Regions from separate parts of the Homo sapiens genome. Here regions 2 and 3 are each linked to region 1. Evidence: chromatin loops called from intact Hi-C (ENCODE). Cell type or tissue: chondrocyte. All regions are shown on one strand. Region 1 holds the start of LOC124903221 (a long non-coding RNA gene). Region 2 overlaps RASA3 (RAS p21 protein activator 3). Region 3 overlaps RASA3 (RAS p21 protein activator 3).

Evidence for each region. Peaks named below come from ENCODE experiments on the same cell type or tissue, not always from the same donor. Only the 100,000 strongest peaks of a DNase experiment are listed, where the experiment ranks them.
Region 2: a loop joins it to region 1, with 2.4 times the contacts of the local background. A loop is called at or near these places in 6 of 110 quality-filtered maps.
Region 3: a loop joins it to region 1, with 2.4 times the contacts of the local background. A loop is called at or near these places in 42 of 110 quality-filtered maps.

The regions. Positions count from the first base shown.
Region 1 is chr13:114,112,466-114,120,465 of GRCh38, reverse strand. All of the region lies in intron 1 of RASA3 (RAS p21 protein activator 3), which reads left to right. It overlaps LOC124903221 (a long non-coding RNA gene), which reads right to left and starts at 4,901. Exons shown (of 2, transcript XR_007063883.1): 1 at 4,646-4,901; 2 at 3,844-4,565. RefSeq lists a silencer at 652-993 and enhancers at 1,827-2,778, 2,779-3,731, 4,770-5,634, 5,858-7,057, 7,263-7,858. In chondrocyte, CTCF peaks have their summits at 4,846 (motif pointing right), 7,373 and 7,573 (motif pointing left); DNase peaks (open chromatin) are centred at 2,915, 5,185, 7,465 and 7,795.
Region 2 is chr13:114,021,145-114,029,144 of GRCh38, reverse strand. RASA3 (RAS p21 protein activator 3) reads left to right here. Exons shown (of 24, transcript NM_007368.4): 6 at 1,218-1,298; 7 at 1,684-1,756; 8 at 4,790-4,866; 9 at 7,637-7,741. Among named protein-coding and RNA genes, the nearest start is that of C13orf46, 51 kb to the right of the region's middle. RefSeq lists an enhancer at 4,042-4,881. In chondrocyte, a CTCF peak has its summit at 3,302 (motif pointing left); no DNase peak of the experiment used is centred here.
Region 3 is chr13:114,060,371-114,068,370 of GRCh38, reverse strand. The region is part of intron 2 of RASA3 (RAS p21 protein activator 3); the gene reads left to right. Among named protein-coding and RNA genes, the nearest start is that of RASA3-IT1, 45 kb to the left of the region's middle. RefSeq lists enhancers at 213-392, 473-562, 663-722, 873-932, 1,533-1,662 and 3 more and silencers at 1,203-1,322, 1,993-2,062. In chondrocyte, a CTCF peak has its summit at 3,004; DNase peaks (open chromatin) are centred at 2,040, 2,960, 3,520, 4,070 and 2 weaker places.

The sequences.
Region 1 (8,000 bases):
GCCCTGATCGACGCCTGGCTGGAGAGAGGAGGGAGGGCCCTGATCGACGCCTGGCTGGAGAGGGGAGGGGGGCCCTGATCGACGCCTGGCTGGAGAGGGGAGGGGGGCCCTGATCGACGCCTGGCTGGCTGGAGAGAGGAGGGAGGGCCCTGATCGACGCCTGGCTGGAGAGAGGGAGGGGCCCTGACCGACGTCTGGCTGGAGAGAGGAGGGGGGGCCCTGATCGACGCCTGGCTGGAGAGAGGGAGGGGCCCTGATCGACGCCTGGCTGGAGAGAGGAGGGAGGGCCCTGATCGACGCCTGGCTGGAGAGGGGAGGGGGGCCCTGATCGACGCCTGGCTGGAGAGGGGAGGGGGGCCCTGATCGACGCCTGGCTGGAGAGAGGGAGGGGCCCTGATCGACGCCTGGCTGGAGAGAGGGAGGGGCCCTGACCGACGTCTGGCTGGAGAGAGGAGGGGGGGCCCTGATCGACGCCTGGCTGGAGAGAGGGAGGGGCCCTGATGGACGCCTGGCTGGAGAGAGGAGGGAGGGCCCTGATCGACGCCTGGCTGGAGAGGGGAGGGGGGCCCTGATCGACGCCTGGCTGGAGAGAGGGAGGGGCCCTGATCGACGCCTGGCTGGAGAGAAGGGGGGGACTTGATCGACGCCTGGCTGGAGAGAGGGAGGGGCCCTGATCGACGCCTGGCTGGAGAGGGGAGGGGGGCGCTGATCGACGCCTGGCTGGAGAGAGGGAGGGGGGGCCCTGATCGACGCCTGGCTGGAGAGAGGGAGGGGGGGCCCTGATCGACGCCTGGCTGGAGAGAAGGGGGGGACTTGATCGACGCCTGGCTGGAGAGAGGGAGGGGCCCTGATCGACGCCTGGCTGGAGAGAAGGTGAGGACTTGATCGACACCTGGCTGGAGAGAGGGAGGGGCCCTGATCGACGCCTGGCTGGAGAGGGGAGGGGGGCACTGATCGACGCCTGGCTGGAGAGGGGAGGGGGGCCCTGCTGGTTCTCTCGCTGCTGCTGGGGGATCCTGAGCGATCGGCCCCTCAGAGGCGTGAGCAGTTGTCTCCGGGACCTCCGTACCGCTTCCTGAATTCCCCAGCTGGTCCCATCCGTCTGGAATCAGTGGCATTCCTTTCTCTCTCCATCATTTCCTGCTCCATTTAGCGCTCCTCCAGTATTTAGAGAAAGAGTTTCTCAGCATTTGGACCCAAGAATGTGTTTATGGAAATGCTGAGTGAAAATGAAAGACTGGAAAGGAAAAAACACTTCTCACTACATTTTTGCTAAGTGCCTTTTTTTAAGTTTATTTTGCTTTATAAAGTGTATTTCTGTGTTTTCTTTAGGGAAGCCCTTTCTGCCCTCCATGTGCCCTTCCCAGGCCGGGGAAAAGAGCTGGGGTGGGTGGGTCAGGAGGAAAGCGGGGGGTGGAGAGGGAGGGGCAGGCAGCCAATTTCATCTCCAAATAAAAGCACTTTGATTTCTTCCCACCAGATCACGATTCATTGTCATGGGTGACCATTTAGTTCTGTGCTCCCCTGGTTTCCTTCTGGGGGACCCCACGGTGGCACCCACACCCCTGTCGCTGCCCACACCCAAGGCTTCCCTCTGGGTAGCTGCACTGGAACCAGCGGGTTTTATGAACACAAGAATGCTGGTGTTTTTCAGGCAGGATACAGCTGCTGACTTTCAGCAGAGAAGGCCAGGCAGTGGGCTAGCCTGGTCTGGTTAATAATTCATCATAGATTTGTGGATGGTCACACGGAGTGTGCGGAGCTCAAAAGCTGCCACTTGCTTAGACGCTAGTCCAGATTTTAGTGTAATGCCTGTGGCTTAAAAGTGGCGGTGACATCGGTTTTCAAATAAAATATTTCAGAAATATTTGGGACATTTCTATGCATCTAATCAGAAAGTTGTGAGGCTTGTAAAAATGTGCCATGCATTCTTAACTGGTGTGTTTATTAGGATTTGGGGCTAGAGTTGGGATGTGATAGAGTCAGTGTGAGATGGATGACTTTTTGAGGTCACCCACCAAAAGGCAACAACGGCAAGGCAAAAGCTTTTAGTTTTACTTGATGTGTTAATTACAAATATTAGTTAGAGTAAAGTGATTTTTCAGAAGCTTCCCCACCCACTAAAATGTCCTCCCACAGGCACTTGGCTGGGGGGTTTGAGTCACACAGGCGGGGGTGGGCCTGAGTTTGCCCCCCTGGGGTTCCCAGGAGGCAGCTGCAGTCGTCGGGAGCCATGAACTGGGGCTGTCCCAGGATATAAGGGAAATATTGGCTGTGCCTTCCAAGTTATTATAGAGTAAGGGATAAATAAGACAAACCCATGAACGTGGCCACGTATTTATGAGACTCATAATGAGAATTTTCAGCCTCCTTGCAGAGGTGAGCTACTATTGTGCTCGGGAAGATTAAGGCACTTCTAAACGGCTGTTCCCGTGCACTCACGGACACTTGGTGTGCACACGTGCACACGGCAACATCCACATGTGCACACAGGTGCGTGTGCATGCACCCCTCACACGTGCACCCCTCACACACATGCTTACAGGTGTGTGTGCATGCACCCCTCACACACGTGCACCCCTCACACACGTGCTCACCCACAGATGTGCATACAGGAGCATTGCATGCACCCCTCACACACGTGCACCCCTCACACACATGCACCCCTCACACACGTGCTCTCCTCACACACGTGCTCTCACACACGTGCATCCCTCACACACGTGCTCTCCTCACACACATGCATCCCTCACACACGTGCACCCCTCACACACATGCACCCCTCACACACGTGCATCCCTCACACACGTGCACCCCTCACACACATGCACCCCTCAGACACGTGCACCCCTCACACACGTGCTCACCCACAGATGTGCATACAGAAGCATTGCATGCACCCCTCACACACGTGCTCCCCTCACACATGTGCACCCCTCACGCACATGCTCACCCACAGATGTGCACCCCTCACGCACGTGCTCACCCACAGATGTGCACCCCTCACGCACGTGCTCACCCACAGATGTGCATACAGGAGCATTGCATGCACCCCTCACAGACGTGCTCCCCTCACACACGTGCTCCCCTCACACACGTGCACCCCTCACACACGTGCTCTCCTCACACACATGCATCTGTCACACACGTGCACCCCTCACACACGTGCTCTCCTCACACACATGCACCCCTCACACACGTGCATCCCTCACACACGTGCACCCCTCACACACATGCACCCCTCACACACGTGCACCCCTCACACACGTGCTCTCCTCACACACATGCATCTGTCACACACGTGCACCCCTCACACACGTGCTCTCCTCACACACATGCATCCCTCACACACGTGCTCTCCTCACACACATGCATCCCTCACACACGTGCACCCCCACACACATGCACCCCTCACACACGTGCACCCCTCTCACACGTGCACCCCTCACACACGTGCACCCCTCACACATGTGCATCCCTCACACACGTGCTCCCCTCACACACGTGCACCCCTCACACACGTGCTCCCCTCACACACGTGCTCACCCCTCACACACGTGCACCCCTCACACACGTGCACCCCTCATACATGTGCACCCCTCACACACGTGCACACCCACACTGATGCACCCCTCACACACGTGCTCTCTTCACACACATGCACCCCTCACACACGTGCACCCTTCACACACGTGCACCCCTCACACACGTGCACCCCTCACACACGTGCTCACCCACACTGATGCAGAGGATTCTCCAAACCTGCAGGCTCCATGTGAATAGTGGAAACTGTATTTGCAGAGTTAATTTTTCATTAAGCAAAATTATTAGGCTGCCATTGAATAACTTTTTTCAAATAACTTTATTTAAAGTGATAAAAACTTTTATCATTACAAATAAATTAAGCATTAACTCAGTAGTGTTTTGCCTCTTCTAAGGGTTCGTGTGCCGTAAGGTGCAGTTTTCCCTCACGTTTTAATGGCTCTGACGGGCGCCGCTCAGTCACCAGTTTCCCCTTTCCCAGTGGCTTGGAACAGCGGTCTGTCCTACGCTGGAGTCTTTCGGATTCCTCAGAATGCGGCATGTTTATGAAAAAGCATTCATAGGGAGGGGTAGGGATGGGGGTCTCTAGGTTAATAGTGAGGACGGTATTTCTATTTTATGTATGTGTGTTTCAGAGTTGCAAATCACCTCAGATAAAATAGGGCCCCTTAGACAAGACAGCAGGCCTGGCCCGAGGGGAGGGGTGTCTGTGATGACCTTCTCAAGGCCAAAAACTTCAGGACCAGCAGGATTCCTCCAGAGAATGTTTTCTTGAAGAGCGTTAGCTGCGCGTTGCAAGGCTGGCCGAGAGGGCACAGGCCCACAGGGGACCCGGGGTTCCGCCCCTGCGCTGCTGCCAGGCTCTGGCTGTGTGACCTGTCACCCTCCAGGCCTCAACATCCACACTCATGTCAGCAGGGTGATGACAACTTCCCAGGGACCCCAGAACGTCACCCGCCTCAACTGCAGACGCCTCTGAGCACATGTCCCATTCACAGAGCGTTTGGGTTTCTTCTTTAAGCCTGCTGGTTATGACAGAAAGTAAAATATTAACCAAGAAGAATAATCTCACATTTAAATACAGCTTCACACAAACACATACATCTGTAGCAACGTCGTTACAGGAGACTGAGAAGGCGTGGGGGCTCCTCATCATTCCAGGCTGTGCTTTTCCCTTGAGAAGCAATAGAGGTAGGAGACTGCGGCTGTTTCTGACCTCTGGACCGGTTAGAGAGCGTTTGTAGGGTAAAAACATACACAGGAGGCTGTGTGTTATGAGAGGAGCCACCAAATCGGCAGGCGACAGCGAGGGGGACACGAGGCCTGCAGAGGGCGTGGACATGACCAGCTGCTTCGAGGCCTGCACTCTGCCTCCGACGGCTTTATCTCTAGGGCATGAGTCTCTTGCGACAGGAAGTGAGTATTAATGAATCAGTTAACCATTTTCTAAACTGGGAAGTTGTCTTGTGACCAGTCTTCACGCAGGCAGGCACCTCCCCCGCGTGCCCGACACTAACCCAAGCCTTATGTTTTGTGGGACACGTGGCCTCGCCCGGGCCAAGGGTCGGTGTGACTGTCCAGCCTCTGTGTCACCAAGGTGGGGTGTTCATCTATTGAACTCACATCCTCACCAGCCGTCCCAGCCAGGAGACACTCGGGAAAACTGCTACCGCACGGCGGCACAGGGACCGTAAACATGTTACCGCTGGACATAATGGAAGCTGCCGATGACACCACACACAAAGCCCCCCATGGGTTCCAAGTATTTTTACACGGCCAGACCTGGCCCTGTGCCTTGTTCAGCGGCCTCTCTGTGGAGAAGCCTTCTCCTGCCGGGACCTGCAGCATCTCACAGCTGGGGGTGGGGCTGGGGAACCTGCAGCATCTCACAGCTGGGGGTGGGGCTGGGGAACCTGCAGCATCTCACAGCTGGGGGTGGGGCTGGGGAACCTGCAGCATCTCACAGCTGGGGGTGGGGCTGGGGGTGCTTTCACCCACGGCCAGGGGTCGTGCCCGGGAATTTCCCAGCTTACCAGCTTAGCACCCCCGCGTCGTCCCTGGAGCTGGGAGCTATGGGTCTTTCCACTGTTGGTCACGACTCTGCCCTGTCCCTGCACATGAGGGCGGGTGGTTGAAAAATCAAAGCCAAGTAAGCTTTGGAGGGAGCGTGTTTAACCTGCCCTCGGGTTTACACTGAAACCCTGCCCACATGTTATCAAGGGTTACCCATAAACAAAGGTCGGCGAAGGATGAAGAAAAACAAGTTGCTTTTACGAGTCAATTAAATATGTGATAGTGCTCAACTCATTTTGGCCTGTGTGGTTTAAAGACCAGACGAGAATATGCTGTTATTTAAGTAAAGGTAAAATGAGGGTCTGGGCCCATTTTGCACCATTTAGCAAGTGAATGGGTAGCTTTTGTGGTCAGACCTCACTTTGGCTGACAGAGCTAGGAAATGTGCAAGGAGCATTTGCTGATTAGTTCATCTCCCTCCATCCATCCGTGTCCCCGTTCCTTCACCCCTCTGCGTGCCAGGTCAAGATATCCCAGAGAATGTTTCTAGAGGAGTTCTGGACTCAAGTCTAATAAAGGAAACCCCAGGAAATCCAGAACAGAAAGTTAGCGTGTGACAGGAGGAAATTCGTTTTGCACTCCGCAGCTGAATTTGCGGTTGCCTTTCTAACGTCACATGGGCTGTGCTGAGGATAGGCCAGGTCTCTCTCCCCTGCACGGACATCGCAGACGCTCACCGTGGTGGGGTGGATTGATGGACATGGTGAGAGCTGCATGGACATTGCAGATACTACAGACATCGCAGACACTACAGACATCGCAGACACTTGCTGTGGTGGGTGGATTGATGGATGCGGTGTGAGCTATACGGACATCACTCGCCATGGTGGGTGGACTGATGGACGCGGTGTGAGCTGTACGGACATCACTCGCCATGGTGGGTGGACTGATGGACGCGGTGTGAGCTGTACGGACATCACTCGCCATGGTGGGTGGACTGATGGACGCGGTGTGAGCTGTACGGACATCACTCGCCATGGTGGGTGGACTGATGGACGCGGTGTGAGCTGTACGGACATCACTCGCCATGGTGGGTGGACTGATGGACGCGGTGTGAGCTGTACGGACATCACTCGCCATGGTGGGTGGACTGATGGACGCGGTGTGAGCTGTACGGACATCACTCGCCATGGTGGGTGGACTGATGGACGCGGTGTGAGCTGTACGGACATCACTCGCCATGGTGGGTGGACTGATGGACGCGGTGTGAGCTGTACGGACATCACTCGCCGTGGTGGGTGGATTGATGGATGCGGTGTGAGCTGTACGGACATCACTCGCCGTGGTGGGTGGATTGGTGGACACAATGTGAGCCAGCCAGTCTCTGATGGCAACTGTTTTACATTCCCGGGTAGCATTTGTCCCCTCTGGTTTTCTCATTGGCATCTTTCTCTCTTTTTAAGAAATTCGTCAGAAGCAACATGGTTCTTCCCAGTGAGTGTAGCAGAGGTCTGCTTGACATTTTAGATACATTTCTCCAATTCTCCTTCCGTTCCTTGCCAGCCACTATGTGCTGTGCTGAGCTCAAGCCACAGGTGCATCTGCCCAAGTGCAGGGCCCTGTCGGGAAGAGCCGTCTGAGGCCCCCAGTCTCCATGGAAGGAGGTGCCTGTGAGAGACGATGTGCCAGGAGGAGGCCGGTGTGGCTGAGCAGACAAACTTACATTCAGAGAAGCCTCATCCGTGGAAACAGCCCAGGAGGTACAGCAGCTGTTGGGCTCTGGACTTGGCATGTGGCTTATGGCCGAGCATCCCCTTAGGATCATCCCAGCCCTCCAGCTCCTGCCCCCAAGTCGGGAAAGGCTTCCCGTGCATGGCAGGGCCTCCACGGGCTCTGGAGTCCTGGTCGGCCTCTGCTGGGATGGGCTGGGCCTTTCTCTGAGCCCCCAGGCCTTTAGTGCCTCCTAGTCCCACCCTCCAGCCCTCCCTGAGCTAAGCACCTTCCCAGCCCCCTGCTGGCCTCTCATTCACTCTCTGAACGGCGAGTGTTGCTTTTTTGCTGAGGATTCTCTTGGAAACCCTTTGAGCTGAGAGATGAGCCCACAGCGGTGCCTCTGCCTCAGATGTTGGTGTACCCTGCGGCCCCACGGGGAGTGGACGCTGGCAGTCGGGGCACCTTGGCTGTGGGAAAGGAGGACCACGCTGGCCACACAGGCCTGAGTGTGTGGGACCAGGGCAAGCAGGGAGAGCTGGCATACCCCCACCCCATTCTCCAGTTACCAACCCTTAACCCGGGGCTCTCCTAGCGGGGTCCCCATACCTGCAGCACCAGCATCCCCGGGCACGCGTGTGAAGTGCTCGAGGCAGGCCGCACCCCTACAGAGCTGGGGCTGGCGATCTCTTTCCACCGGCCCTGCAGAGAGTTCCCGTCCGGCTGAAATCTGA
Region 2 (8,000 bases), 91 kb after region 1:
CGTCGTTTTAGAGGTCCTGGCCCCAGGATGATGCCGTTTTAGAGGTCCTGGCCCCCAGGATGATGCCGTTTTAGAGGTCCTGGCCCCAGGATGATGCCGTTTTAGAGGTCCTGGCCTCCAGGATGATGCCGTTTTAGAGGTCCTGGCCCCAGGATGATGCCGTTTTAGAGGTCCTGGCCCCAGGATGATGCCGTTTTAGAGGTCCTGGCCCCAGGATGATGCCGTTTTAGAGGTCCTGGCCCCAGGATGACACTGTTTTAGAGGTCCTGGCCCCAGGATGATGCCGTTTTAGAGGTCCTGGCCCCCAGGATGATGCCGTTTTAGAGGTCCTGGCCCCAGGATGACGCCGTTTTAGAGGTCCTGGCCCCAGGATGACACTGTTTTAGAGGTCCTGGCCCCAGGATGATGCCGTTTTAGAGGTCCTGGCCCCAGGATGATGCCGTTTTAGAGGTCCTGGCCCCAGGATGACACTGTTTTAGAGGTCCTGGCCCCAGGATGATGCTGTTTTAGAGGTCCTGGCCCCCAGGATGATGCCGTTTTAGAGGTTGCCCCAGGATGATGCTGTTTTAGAAGTTCTGGCCCCCTTCCAGGATGACGCTGTTTTAGAGGTTCTGGGCCCCCAGGATGACGCTGTTTTAGAGGTCCTGGCTCCCAGATGACACTGTTTTAGGGGTCCTGGCTCCCAGATGACGCTGTTTTAGGGGTCCTGGCCCCCAGGATGATGCTGTTTTAGAGGTCTTAGCTCCCAGATGATGCTGTTTTAGGGGCCCTGGCCCCCAGGATGACACTGTTTTAGGGGTCCTGGCCCCCAGGATGACGCTGTTTTAGAGATCCTGGCTCCCAGATGACACTGTTTTAGGGGTCCTGGCTCCCAGATGATGCTGTTTTAGGGGTCCTGGCCCCCAGGATGACACTGTTTTAGGGGTCCTGCCCCCCGCCCCCCCGATGACGCTGCTTTAGATGTGCTGTCACACACTGCTGGCGTCCACGCTAAAGCACATGCTCACCTTAGAGGTGTTGTTTTGGGCTTTTGTGAATGGCCAGCGTGATTCAGCGTCACACCGAGGCAGAATGGCTGGTGTGGCCCTCCCTGCCTTCCGGTGAGGAAACCTCATCTCACAGCTTGAACTCAGGCCTCCTGCCTGACCCAGAGCTGTCTCGCCATTCGCCCAGGTGTCTGCGCTCCCTCCTGACGCCGCCTCTGCTTCTCTCCTCAGCATCGTCGAGTGCCAGGGCCTCCCCATCGTGAATGGGCAATGTGACCCCTACGCCACCGTGACGCTGGCAGGACCCTTCAGGCAAGTTGCCTCACGCTTCAGGTTTCTGTTCTGGTCCTGGGGGGCTAGGGTCCAGCTCTGAAATCACGAGACCACTGCCTCATTTGGGAGGAGTCAGGAGGTTGCGCTTTGAGGTAGAATGTGAATTTTTACTTCCTTTTGTTTTCTTTATTGCTCCAAAATTGCTTTGTAGAAAATGAAGCCTTCATGCTCTTCACGCTGGGTATTTTTGGCTGAGTAAAGGTTCCTGATTTGCATACCATCTGGAGTTGGAGACCAGCAGAAATATTTATAAAATAAATAAAGCCAATAAGTGACTTGTGCATTTGAGAGCTCGGTTTTACCACTGAGAGACTTGGAATCAGCAGTGTTGTTTTAATCCCAATCCTTTCTCACTTGATAACAGATCAGAAGCAAAGAAGACGAAAGTGAAGAGGAAGACCAACAATCCCCAGTTCGATGAAGTGTTTTATTTTGAGGTTGGTATCTTCATGGGTCAACGTTAAGTGGAAACTCTGCACCCGAGACACGTTGGCAGAAAGTCTGGATCCAGAATGATCTCAGTCTCTTCCCTCTGGAAGTTCCTTCCGGAGAGGAGCGAGCCCCGCCAGCCGGCCCTGGGTTCCTTCCGGAGAGGAGCGAGCCCCGCCGGCCGGCCCTGGGTTCCTTCCGGAGAGGAGCGAGCCCAGCCAGCCAGCCCTGGGGATTGGACCCGTGGCCACAGGACCTTCCCTCCTCTCCCAAGAGAGAAAGGTCATTCGTTGTCTCCCGAACTGGCCCAGATTTGAGTTAAAAGATGACAGATTAATGCTTTCCAAATTACCAGGACCTTGGGGGTTTTTGTTTTTTTGGCTGCTCTGCCCAAGCATCCCTGAGAGGCGGAAGGCTTGTTCCAGTGGAAATAGGCAGGGTTTTGAAACAAAGGGGAAAGGATTCAGACACAGAGATCCTCTCAGAACATGAAGCACCAAAATCCATGAAAAGGAGGGTGCAAGGGTGCACCTGGTGGAATGTGACCCCGTTTGGGATGGCTGCATCTCGTGGAGTGAGGACCTGCCATGTGGCCGGTGCGGTTTGGGGACAGCTGTGTGCAGGGCCTTTAGGCAGATGTTCTTCCCATCCACAAACATTCCGGTGCACAGGCCCTGGAGATGTGAGGATGGATGAGGCCTCTGTGGCAAGAGCATGGCCAGTCACATCTGAGGGGTCGGGCGGGCTCCCCTGAGCCATGATGGCTGAGTGGGGCTCGATGCATGCAGCTCTCAGGGGACCGTAGGAGAGTGGACCTACCGGTCAGTGGGTCCTGACTGAGTAGGACCCACTGGCACTGCTGAGGCTCGAAAGGGCCCCACAGGCAGAGGTGGGAACTTGGTGTCCAAAGCCAGGGCCAGGCTTTCAGGGCCACTGTGAGGAGGGCTTTAGAGGTGGAATCTGTTCTCTGTCTCAAACGGAAGCCTCACTTATAGACAGGCGGAGAAGATGGTTTTGCCAGAGCGAGGGAAGGCAGGGAGCTGCCAGGCTCCCAGGGGGAGGGTGGGCCCTGTTGGAGGTGCAGGAGGCATGCAGCATGGACCGAGTTCCAGGTGGCAGCTCCCCCCGCCTCGGCTGCTGGCTTGGCTGCCACACACAGAGCTGTCATACACACAGTGGGGTAGAGCTCGCCCACTGCCCGGCCACACACGGGTGCTCATCACGCTTGCAGTGTTCTCATGCTGTTTCTACTGTGTGCACTCCTGTTTCACTCTGTAAAGACGTGGGTCTCAGCCTACAGGAGCAATTTAGTGACCACAGACAGTCTGAAAACCATGGTCTGCGTCACCACCTGTGGGGCTCCAGGGAAGGCCCGGACCTCGCTGACCGCTGCTGTGTGGGACGCGCGGGGCCCTGCTCTTTGGGCTCTGTGACCTTTCACTCCGTCTCCTCCCCTTCCTTAGCAGACCTCTTTCACCAGGACTCTGTCTCTTTCGGCTTCAGCTGCTTCTGACCCAGCTGGAGGCTGAGCCCCGGGGAGGGAGCACATCCCCCGCGGGCTGTGGTCAGACAGCCACCTACTGGGAGCAGACCCAGGAAAACAGATGTTCCGTTTCTATGGGAAGCAGCGTCTGTACCATTTTCTTCCAGGATAACAACTAGACACATTAAGACCCTTTAACTCTCTAAATGAGATTAAATAATCTCATAAATTTGGTAGGAGCTGCCTTCATTCACTCAACACGTGTCAGGTGCCAGCACCGTGCTGGTGATCAGCTGGTGATAAGATGTGGCAGAAAACAGAGGAGTCCAAGGCCACCACACCAGGCCAGCATGGGAGGGATGCAAACAGACAAGCCCCTACAATAGCTCCCGACCTGCCCTGCAGAGAGGGCGTGAGGCAGGGGCACTGGGGGCTTCCTGGAGGAGGCATTGCCTGACCTGCCCTGCAGAGAGGGCATGAGGCAGGGGCACTGGGGGCTTCCTGGAGGAGGCATTGCCTGACCTGAGTTTTGTGAGATGGGGAAGTTGGGGGGAAGCAAATTTTTGGACAGTGGTGTGTAGGTCAGGAAGGAGGAGGCGTCAGCAGCCCTCAACCCGAAGCAGAGAACTGCCCCTGCGTGATCTTCACCTCAGTTTACCAATCAGGAAGTGCAAGCTCAGAGGTTAGGCAGTTTTAGCAACATGATTTTGGTGTCAAGCCTTACATCAGAACTTCGAGCTGAGAGCTCCTGAGCCAGCATCACTGCTGAGGCCCGGAGAAGGGGGGGCAGGGAGGGAGGCCGGGCAGGACGGAGCCCTTCTTGTAAACGCAGGTGACCTGGTGCACGGCTGATGGTGGTTAAATCGGAACTCCAGGTGATAACCACTGTCTCCTGGAGCCTGTGGGTCGGCCTCCTGCTCTGCTGCAAGGGCCCTGCTGGCTGGCGGGGGGCGGTCCCGGAGCCTCGACCCTTCACGCCTTCACTCCGTTTCTGTTCTAAGGAACCCACGGTGCGGAGGTGTCAGGAGGAAGGTAGCAGCGTCTTGACTTTCCACCGTCTGACCCTCCCTGGAGTGCTGGGGCCTGTTCGGGGCCGGCCAGGTTCAGGCTCCACAGACCTCACGCGTTTCACTTCCTGTTGGCAAATAGAGCCTTGAGGTGGGGCCACGGGAGGGCGGCGCTGGCTTCGTCTCCACGGCAGAGGGGACCCTCCCTCCCTCACGGGGTGGCAGGCCCAGAGCAGGCGCAGGTGACGGACATTTAGGTACCCAGAGCCCGGCACCCATCAGGAGCCACTGGGAGAGTCCGGCCGTGGCCGTGAACAGCCTTGGGGCAGGTCTCACCTGGGTCTGCCCCTCCAGGGGCGCCGTGAGTAGGAAATGCTGGCACTCAGGAAGCCAGGCCTGAATCCCGAATCCCGCCTGGCGCCTTCCTGGTTGTGGCCCTTGAGTGGTGTGTGGGTAAGCGCAGAGGGTAGGGCAGCCCGGGGCCTAGGTCCGCATATACCCCCGCCTGGTGGCACCGCGGTCTCAGCGCTTTCTCTCTCGTCTGACTCCAGGTGACCCGGCCCTGTAGCTACAGCAAGAAGTCCCACTTTGACTTTGAGGAGGAAGACGTGGACAAGCTCGAAATCAGGTGAGAAAACCAGGCTCCGCGTCCCCAACTTGGCAGTTTTCACCCAAACTCCTCAGCTCTTTTGTTCTTTGTTACTAAATATAGGGTCATAGATAGAAATGAATTTCCATTTTCTTGGTAATTTTCACAACAGGATGTTAGAAGTTGTAGTTGAAGTGACAGCCTGTGGGTGGTGTTAGGGCTCACCTTGCAATACCTGCGAAGAGGCGAAAGCCAGAGGTCCGCATCCCTCTGGCCGTAAGGCTTCATCCACCTGGAGTGACGGGGGCTGCAGCCGTTCTTAAGGTCTTGTTCTAAGCCCTCCGCCTTCCATGGGTTCAGGCCTCACTCAGAGGTCGCAGGGCCTGGCGGGTCAGCACGACGCCTGGCCCTGACCGAGCAGGACCCACTGGCACTGCTGAAACTCTCGGCTGGGTGGCCTCTGTGGAGACCCTGTCCCCTTTGACTCGAGTGAAACACTCTCACCTGGCGTCCTGGGTTCATGTTTCCTGTGTATGGTCATAGAAGCTGCATCTTCAGCCTTTGCCCATGGAGCCCCCACCGCCCTTTCCTGGCTCCTCAACGCCTCCCACGGGAAACGGGGAAATCGCTTGTGGGTTCACGCAGGTCAGGACGCGATCTCAGGCCCAGGATTTAGAGAGCCCCACGATCCCGCTGACTCAGAGTTCTGGGGAGGGCAGGCGTCAGAATGTGCCCTTCACAAACCCCGGCGGGTTCCCTCCTCCCAGTGAAAATAAGCTGGATTCCTGTTTATTTTTGAACGTAGCCTCTGTTCCTTCTGTACCAACGAATGCCTCCATTCCCTATGAAGAGGCAGATGAGCCTCCCCTGAAGCCCCCGAATCTTCCCATGCTGGACAGAGAAGGAAGGAAACGGCTCCCTCCTGACCCTCCCCAGCCGGCCCTGAGACCCCGAGCCTAGGATGCCCCCGAGCCTGGGATGCCCCCGAGCCTGGGATGTTCCCTGAGCCTGGGATGCCCCCAAGCCTGGGATGTTCCCCGAGCCTGGGATGTTCCCCGAGCCTGGGATGTCCCCGAGCCTGGGATGTCCCTGAGCCTGGGATGCACCTGCTTTCTTTAGGTCATTTTGGAGAATGTGCTGGCCATCAAATCCCTGGTCACCCTCCCTCCCAGGGGCTAACACTGCCCTGGGGGGACCCTTAATGGGACACGTGGAGCCGGTGCGTGGCTCAGGCCCTACGGCTGCTGGGAGGCGTGGTTTTGTGGTTGAGAACTGTAGGAATGTCCCTGATGTTATCGGTCAGATCCGTCCCCCATAGTTGTCTCCATCCTGAACCATAGAATGTCCCTGACGTGGTCAGTCAGATCCACCTCCTGAGGGGTCAGGGTCCTGAACCATAGAATGTCCCTGACGTGGTCGGTCAGATCTGCCTCCCCAGGGACTCACACCAGCCCCTTTTTCAAGAGAAGGAAGCGCCATTGTTGGTTTCTTTTTACACCAAGTTTTGAATTCAGGAGTGAAGTCCTAGTTATTAAATTTTTTAAAAGCACACAAAACATGTTTTAAATATTTCCCTTATTAAAGGCAAATGCGCCTGCCTGGCCACTCAGCACATTTTTTTAAAGTGTCCATGGGCAGATCAGCGGTCCCCTCATGTTCCTTCTGAAAGGAACGCGCTGTGGGTTCCTGTGCAGCCTGTCAGCCCTCCCCGGCCCAGATGCCAGTGCCTCTGTGGTGCCACTTCCCTGCAGGATTCGCAAGGGTAACAAAATCCCCAGCCTTCTGGAATCTTCTCCCTCCAGGGGGATGCCCCTGATGCCCACAGTGTGGTTAGGCCTGCCGAGTTTTAGCCCCCTGGGTAGGGCTGGCCACGTGTAACTGTGTGGTTTCAGGCCCGTGGGTAGGGCTGGCCACGCATGACTTCAGGTGTTTCAGGCCTATGAGTGGGTCCTGGCCATGAGGGACTGGGTTACCAGCCCTGTAGACTTGTTGCAGCCGGGGATGCTGTATGTCTGTCAGAATTTCACAGCCCCAGGTCTGAGGGGACACGTACCATCCCACACTAGGACAGAACATTAGTGGGAGCCGCTGCTGTGTTAGACATGAGCAGAAGCTTCACAATGCTGGGCCTGCGGTAGTCACGGAGATTCGTGGACCGTGCTGTGGTTTGTGGCCACAGTTCTCCCCCCGCTGTGGTGTGCATGGCCCCTGAATCCACTTTGTGCCCCTAGATCATGAGCAATCCATGGAGACAGGGTTCTACATTTGCCCGCCGTGCACAGACTGCTGGTGCTGGGCCTGTTGTGGGCAAAGGGGACAGATGGTGCTGGAGCTGAGAGTGGCAGCAGCCACATAGCTCCTGGGTGCACACAGCAACTCCTGGCTCCCTCCTGGCACAGAGCGACGCCTGGCTCCCTCCTGGCACAGAGCCTGGGGTCATGTAGCTCCTGGGTGCACGCAGCGACGCCCAGGCTCCCTCCTATGTAAGAGCCTGGGGTCATGTAGCTTCTGGGTGCACGCAGCGATGCCCAGGCTCCCTCCTATCTAAGAGCCTGGGTCTGAGTCCGGGCCCATGGCCTTCCGCCTTCCTCTGCCTGCCCATTACCACTGGGAGACACTCATCTTTATTCCAAAGCCACAGGCTGGTCTGACGTGTTTGAAACGTGCCCTGTGGGCTGAGCCTTGATGGAGACTCTGGGAGGCGCTGCAGGCTCCATTCTGCTCCTGGGGGAACAAAGCGTGGCCTGTCATCTTTGCTCCACACGGGCTGCCCGCCGTCAGCTAGAGCTGTCCTGATGCTGTTTTTCAGAGTTGACCTCTGGAATGCCAGTAACCTGAAGTTTGGAGATGAATTCCTGGGAGAACTAAGGATCCCGTTGAAAGTCCTGCGGCAGTCCAGCTCCTACGAGGCGTGGTAAGATGATGTTGCACCTGCAGACTTCCGCATCTCTGAGAGCCACAAAAACACGTGCTGCCTCTGAGTGGAAAGGCACAGAGGCCACATGTGCTGGTCCTCGGCTGTGCCCAGCACCCACCTGCTCTTACTTTGCATGTAGCTCTGACGAGCTCTGGCTTGATGAGTTTCTGCCCCACAGCAGGTGAGAAATGGCAGGTGAGGAGAGGCAGCAGGGATCACACTGAGCAGGGACTCACAATGGCTGGCACCTCAAAAC
Region 3 (8,000 bases), 52 kb after region 1:
ACGTGGCTGACCTCTCCCCAAACCCTCATCCACGCAGACAGTCCTGGCTCAGGGAGGCTCTGCCTCAGGGTTCTGGGTCTGACCCTACCCCCTGCCACTGGGGTTGAGGCTGGGCAAAGCCCTCTGCCCCACGCGGAGCCCTGGCCCCCCCTTTCTGTGGAGTTGCTCCTGCGTCCTTTGCAGGGTTCATTTGCATGCCCATCTCGGGGAGAAGGGGCCGTGGCCACAACAGGAAGAAACTGCAGGCGTGGCTGGTTTCTGTGCCCCCTCCACCCAGAGGTGCCACGGCCTGAACTCCTGCTCCGAAAGCTGGTTATGCGTTAGGTTACAAAGCTGTGTCTGTAGGAAAAGTTCTTTTGTTTAAAAAATCATGAGCACCCCCAAAATGATCTGGATACGCAGACAAAAACGTCAATGTGATGTGATTTCTGAGAAGTGGAATTATGGGGGAGTTCTTGTTCTTTTGTTTGTGTGTTTTATGTACAATTAGAAGTTACAAGTCAAGGAACAGATAGATCTTCTAGAGCTGAGCGAGGAGAGCTGGGTCTTCCCAGGCAGACGAGGACATCAGACATCACCAGGGACCCTCACTTGGCAGCCCTGAGGGGCAGGCTCTGAGCTCTTCTGGGTGGAAGCCCGTCCCGTCCTGTGTGCACGCAGTGGGTGTTTGTTAAAGACAGGGAGGTTTCTTTCTGTTCATACTGCAAGATGTAAATCACCCCCAAAATAGTACTTTTGTGTAGTAGAAATGACTAAACCAAGAAATGTCTCCACAGCTCCAAAGTTTTTCGGGAGGGGAGAAGTTATTTGGGGTTAGAAACTGAAAGGGGCAGGAGGAAGTTGGTGGTTTGGGAGACAGACGGTTCATTCTCTCAGATGCTTTTAATAAAAACCAAGTTGCTGACTTAGGAAACACCGACTTTGACATTAGGCGACTCATGAAAAGTCACATTTCCCATGAACATTTATTTTCACTCTCAAGTTAGAGCTTAAACAAAAACCTGCTTGACACGACTGGAGGCTTCTTGAAGCCCAGAATATCCCAGAACTGCTGGAGTAGGGGACCCATCCTCAGCCCCAGAGTACCCCAGGTGGGGGCCCATCCTCAGCCCCGGGGTGTCCGCAGGTGGGGGCCCATCCTCAGCCCCAGAAGTGCCCCAGGTGGGGGGCCCGTCCTCAGCCCCAGAGTACCGCAGGTGGGGGCCCATCCTCAGCTCCAGAGTGCCCCAGGTGGGGGGCCCGTCCTCAGCCCCAGAGTGCCCCAGCTGGGGGGCCCATCCTCAGCCCAGGTTGGGGGGCCTGTCCTCAGCCCAGGTCAGGGGGCCAGTCCTCAGCCCAGGTCAGGGGGCCCGTCCTCAGCCCAGGTTGGGGGGCCCGTCCTCAGCCCAGGTAGGGGGGCCTGTCCTCAGCCCAGGTGGGGAGGCCCGTCCTCAGCCCAGGTTGGGCCCATCCTCAGCCCAGGTGGGGGCCCATCCTCAGCCCCAGAGCACCCCAGGCCAGGGATCTGTTCTCTCAGTCCTGGAATGCTGGCCCCAAATCTCCCAGCAGGTCAGAGCCCCTGGTCCTGTCTGTATGACCCCCAAGCCCGGCCCAGCATCTCCATCTCCACCTGCATGTGTGTGTCCTTCCGTGTCATGCTGGCTCACAGGAGCGCACCTGTGTCAGAATGATGCAGGGGGTTCTCTCAGCCGCACAGGAACTCAGCCGGCGGAGAGCATGAGGTTGCTCGTATTCTGTGAGTACTGAGTGTCTACTGCACATGGCAGGCTGCCCCAGGCCCAGGCCTGGAAGGGACTCATCGGCCGCCTGTGCCTGCAGGAGCCTCCTGGCCCTGAGCTGTGGCTGGGCCACTGCAGGGAGAGGCTGGGCCTGTCACGAGGGGGCCGCACCGAGGATCCCATGAGGAGCAAAGGCCAGGTCCCCCCTTCTCCCTCCTGCCCGGGCCTCCTCTCGCCCGGCCGCCTCCCGCTCCTCGGCCGCTGGCCCTCTCTCCTGCCCCTGGCACCTCCCTGGAGAGCCCCTTTTCCCACCAGGGCCTCACTGAGGGTTTGGGGTTTGAGGTGTCTCAGCTGCTGCAGGGGACCCGGTGTCTGGTTGTGCCTCCTCCTGAGAGTCACTGCTGCAGTCACACATCGTGGCCGGGCCCTAAAGACCCAGCCGATTTTCATTTGTTTGTAAGGATGGTGGTTCTTTTTTGGGGGGTATGGGGTGGGAGAGAGGAAAGAGCCTCATGTGCAGGAGAGGCGGGAGCCGAGGCCACAGTGTCCCGGGGTGCTGCGTGCAGTGGTGTGTGGCGTGTGGTGTGTGGCGTGCCTGGCGACCACAGAGCCCATGAGCCGAGGGGCAGCTCCTCGGTGCCCCTGAACAGATGGGGAGACTGAGGCTCGGGGAGGTGAGGTGGCTCACCACGGCCGCTGCAGCTGTGAGTCTCAGCCCAGCCCGCCTGCTTTCCTCACTGAGTCTTTGGGTTCCGTTTGAAGACTCACAGCTCTATTTGCCAACATTTCAAAATAACCCCACCCATCTTGAACCACAGGAGGCTGCAACCCAGTGTGTGTGGGGCTTCCGCTGAGACCTGCCGTGCTGGGTGGTGAGTGGGCTGTGAGCTGACCACGGACCCCTGCCCTCCAGCCTCTGACCTCTGGGAGCCAGGGCTGTGTGACCCTGCAGTGCTGGGTGGCGGGTGGGCTATGAGCTGACCGCGGACCCCCATTCTCCAGCCTGCGGTCTGTGGGAGCCAGGGCTGTGTGGCCCTGCACTGGCCATGTGCTTCTGATGGGTGTGTTTTGCCTCCTGTCCTTTGCGGAGATGGAGCATTTTCCCTGGCCAAGTTGCCCCTTCTCTGTGGGGCGCCTCTGAGGATGAGTCAGGCAGTGACTCAGGACCGCAGAGCTCAGCCCAGAGGCTGGCTTGGGAGCCCCAGGGCTGCTTCGCAGACCCGGTTTGGGGTTTGGTTCCTCTTCACGCAGCCTTTACCCTCTACCCCGAGGCTGGGGCAGCCCTGGCAGCTCCCGGCTCCCCCCAGCGTTTGGGAAATGGGCCCCGAGCCTGCGGCAGAGCACAGAGCTGGGAAACCAGGTTTATTTTCTTATGATCACGTGATGGGAGCAGCCGCAGGCGGGATGGGGCAGCGCCAGCCTTGCGCAGATGCTGGGAAGTGACTCAGGGAGGAGAAGGCGGGGGTTTCTCTGCTGGTCCCAGCTGAGCCCCTGCTCCAGGCTCCAGGAGGAGGAGGAATTCAGTTCAGATGGTTTCCCCTCATCAGAGCCACTACTTAAAGGTCAACTCTGTTTTCTGCAAGAGGTTTTTTCTTTTTTCCCCGTGAAAGTTTGCTTGATTCTGTGAAACTTCATTTGCACTTCTTCCAGAAATGACTGAGGGAAAGGAGACTTTGCCAGGGTCTCTGCCTCAGAGGGAGAGGCTGCTGCGTGCGTTAATTTCCTTAGGCCACATGGCAGGATTTCAGGCGAGCCTGGTCCTCTCAGGCCGCACTTTTTCTTTATTTGGAAAGAGAGTTCCAGAGCCCTCGGGCGGTGAGTGGGGGCCGCCTGGGCCAGGCATTCATCCCGCATCTGACTGCTGCTGACCTCGGCTGGAGACAAAGCCGGCCTGTCCAAGAGATACCCCGAGGTTAAGCTGCTGATGGGAAGGGGGGCACCTGGTGGCTGTGTGGCCCCTTTGAGTCCATCAGAAAGAAGAGATTGTCCGGCACAGGCCACCGAACAGGATGGGGGATGGGAGGAATGCCCTAGCGTTCAGCCGGTTTCATTTTTCTTTTGGAATACGCTTCAAACTCTGCTGCCCAGGAAGGAGAAAGCACAAACCTTCCTGCTGATGAAAGAAAATGGGTGCCCCCACCATGAGACCCACGGACAGCGGGGGGCTGTCCGTGGGCCTGGGCTTTGCACCTGGGAGTGTTGGTGCTGTGTGGAGGGAACTGACCCTGTCCTCAGGCTGAGCCTGGAGTCCCCACAACAGCATAGGGGGGAAAGCTGCTGTCCTCAGACTCCGCGTGGCCTCCAGTGATGGTGCTGTGGCCACTTCCTGCCGGGTGCTCACCGTGGGTTCTGGGTGGGGCTGGGAGGACATGGGGCGTAGGCCATTCTGCCCACGAGGTGACGTGATCGAGGTGGACGTGGCTGGCCTCGCAGCCTCTGCTCCTGCAGGTCCTGGGACGCTGTGTCCATCTGCTGGAGCTCATTTCAGAGTTGGCTGATCACAGGTCCATAGTCACCCACTGGTGACAAATTTAACAAATTTGTGGGGGTTTTTTTAGTTCAAAAAAGATCCTCCTTAAATGTTGTGAAATAATATGTCTTTTAAGTTGCAACACACATTCAGAAGTTCCCGGAGGGTTAAATCCTGAGCATGAAAAGATGGTCATTCTAATAGAAAACAGGCCCAGAGCATTTCAAGAAAAAATGAGATTTAAAACTGCTCATAAAAAGATGGACATTCCACCTCACCAATGAGCCAGACATTTAAAATTTAAGCAGGTTTTTGCCACCGGTTTAGCAAACTGTAGAAATATTTATAAGACGGCGTATGCTGGGGGTGGACACTGGTCCAGACTCCCTGGAGGGTTCTGTGGCTTTGTGTTTCAAAGGCCTCAGGACAGTGCACATCCTTGGAGGAATTTATCCCACGGGGACAATCAGCCACTGCACAGATCTGCGTTCCCAGGGTGCTCACCCCTGCTGCTCCCACCACACAGCGTGCACATGGCAGGGGGACCTGGCACTGCTGTCCACGCACACACGTGCCGTCTGACCCCAGCGTTTTATCAGCTCTTTGGAAAGTGGCCCATGGCCTGATGTGAAAGGAAAAAGCTGACTCTGTCACAGGGAACATAACCTCACTTTTATTTAAAAAATTTATCCGTATTTCCATTCGTATCTTCTATATTTATAACATAAATATTTACTATTATTGTTAATATATTTGTATTATAATATAATGAGTCATTATAGTATGAATATACTTATATTTGTATTATAAATATTGTATTTATGTTATAAATGTAATACAAATATATTTATATTTTGTATATTTTAAACCTATAACATTTATATATTTTATTCTATTTTATATTTTTGGAGAAAAAACTCCAGGAGGATGTTTCCTGGAATGTTAATTCCAGATTTCACTTTCTGATTTTTTTACGTATTTAAAATTTTGTTTCTTTAAAAATAGCTTTATTGAGGTATAATTCAAGCACCGTACAATTCACCCATTTTGAAATGTACAATTCAGTGGTTTTTAGTATATTTGCAGAGTTGTGCAACAATTGCCACAGCCAATTTTAGAACATTTTCATCTCCCTAAAACGACACTCGCGCCCTGTAATCCTCCAGTTTCCGGCCTGCAGCCTCTCCTGGGGCGGCAGACACGGGTCCCCGTTCTGTCGCCGGCTGTGCCTCTCTTGGGCATTTCGTGTCAGTGGAAGCGTCTGGCCCATGGCCTCTGTGTGCGTGGCCTGTTGGTTGGCACCACATTGTGGATGCTGTGGTGTGGGGCCAGGGTCCAGGCGTCCTTCCTCTCCAGGGCTGAGCACCGTTCTGCTGTTGCTCCCTCAGCAGCCGAGGCCCACCTGCCTTGTTTCCACTGTCTGGCTGTCATGACTGAGGCTGTGAGCACGCATGTCTGAGTCTGCGTGCGAACGTGGGCTGTGAGCACGCGTGTCCGAGTCTGCATGCGGACGTGGGCTGTGAGCACGCGTGTCCGAGTCTGCATGCGGACGTGGGCTGTGAGCACGCGTGTCTGAGTCTGCGTGCGGACGTGGGCTGTGAGCACGCGTGTCCGAGTCTGCGTGCGGACGTGGGCTGTGATGTCTATTGCTGCACACCTGGGGGTGGAACCACTGTGTCCCGTGGCGACTGTGTGTTGAACGTCGGAGGAACCGCCAGCCTGTTTTCCGTGGCGGCTGTGGCCACTTGACCTTTGCACAAGTTGTGTGTTTGGATTCGCATCTCCACCTCCCTACCCTTGTTACTGTCTCTTTGATCACAGCCATCCCGGTGGGTCTGATTTTCTTTGTACAATGCGAGCCCCCCCTCAATGAATTTTTGCTTAAAAAAAAGCAATTTGTTGTTTTTAATTGAAATGAAAGGAAGCATTCTTTCCTATGCATGTGTTTTTTTTAAAGCAAACAAAATTAAAATCATAAGTAAGTAAAAAAAAAACCCACAGGAAAATTCTAAAAACTTGCACATAAATGGAATTACGAATCAACTCATCGTGGAAAATCGTGTCTTGCTGGATGTAGGTTATAGATGTAAGGTTAGGCACAGTGGAAAGGGAGATGGAACCTGCAGACCCCAGACGTGGACATGGTCCAGGACGGCGTCAGTCCGACCCCCGCCTTTTCTGCCCACCGTGGGATCTGGAGCCCCCTGCCCACCATGTCCCCTGAGCTGGCTTGACCTTGCCGTCCTCCCCGCCCAACCCCTGCGCCGTGTGCTCTGTGCAGACACGTCCCCTGTTGAGTCTGAGATGGAGTTACCACCGCAAGCACAGGTGACGGCTGAATCCCACTGCCGCCTCCGTGGATAGGGCACCAGAAACCCTCTGGAGAGAAGGCAGCCTGCCACGCTTTGTAATGAGCAGTTCGCTTAAGGATCGTGTTAGACTCCATGGCTAGTATAGATTTCAAAGCTCGTATTTCTTTCTTTCTTTTTCTTTTTTTTTTTTTTTTGAGACAGAGTCTTGCTTTGTCGCCCAGGCTGGAGTGCAGTGGTGCGATCTCGGTTCACTGCAACCTCCGCCTCCCAGGTTCAAGTGATTCTCCTGCCTCAGCCTCCTGAGTAGCTGGGATTACAGGCGCCTGCCGCCATGCCCAGTAATTTTTTTTTTTTTTGTATTTTTAGTAGAGACGGCGTTTCACCATGTTGGCCAGGATGCTCTCAATCTCTTGACCTCATGATCCACCCACCTTGGCCTCCCAAAGGGCTCCTGTTTCATAACCCATCACCCTTAAAGAGCCGTTCTCTGAGGTGGGCCTGGGCGCCTGGGGTTTTTAGAAACCTTTTCAGGCAACCGTAGTTTGCGGTTCTAAGAGGAAAAACATCAAGAGACCTGAAGAACCCAAGCCCCACGCATCAAGGCAGCGTCCCCGGCCATGGCGGAGGGAGCCCCGCGCATCGAGGCAGCGTCCCCGGCCGTGGCGGGGGTGGAGAAGGGAGAACTGAGTTGGGTTTTGGTGTGGCTATTTCTGTGGTATTCCCTCGAAATATTTGCCACTGAAAAAATGAAAAAACTCTAAGTGCTTTTAAGTGAGTAATTTCTGTGCGAGGTCTCGGGAAGAAGAAATGTCTCTGTGTGCAGTGCCCAGGCTCCATCTGCCGGCTGTGGGGGCTCCGTCTGCCGGCTGTGGGGGGCTCCGTCTGCCGGCTGTGGGGGGCTCCATCTGCCGGCTGTGGGGGGCTCCGTCTGCCGGCTGTGGGGGCTCCGTCTGCCGGCTTTGGAGGCCCCGTCTCCCGGCTGTGGAGGTGGCAGAGCCTGGCTGGGGTCTTCCCGAGGGCCCAGCCTCCTGCTCTTCACAGGGAGCCTCAGGGAAGGTGAGGCCTCTGCCTCCCTTTCAAGCCACTGGACTTGAGCTGACCACTGATAACACTGCAGCTCCACCGCGGGCGAGCGCAGCGCTGGGGGACAGTCCTGGCCTGAGCTCCGGGCGTGCGCGGCTCCAGCTGCGTCCTGCCCGCCTCTCGCCTCACTGGAAGCAGAGCGGAACGGGGCGTGTCCGGTCCTGGCCCTTCGCGTCCCCGCAGGCCCGTCACCTCCTGCAGGAGCCCCTCTGGCTTCCCGGCAGTCTTGGCTCTGCCAGAACTGAATTCCTGTCGTCCCCATGAGGACAACCAGGATTTGCTCGGCACCGTGGCCTCTCGGGCTGACCGCTGCACCTTGCTTGCAGAAAGCCCCACCTGTGGAGGCTTGGGTGACCTTCCCTTCCTGGTCCACTGTGCCAGGTCTGGGCAGCTCCTGGCTGCTGACCTGAGACAGGT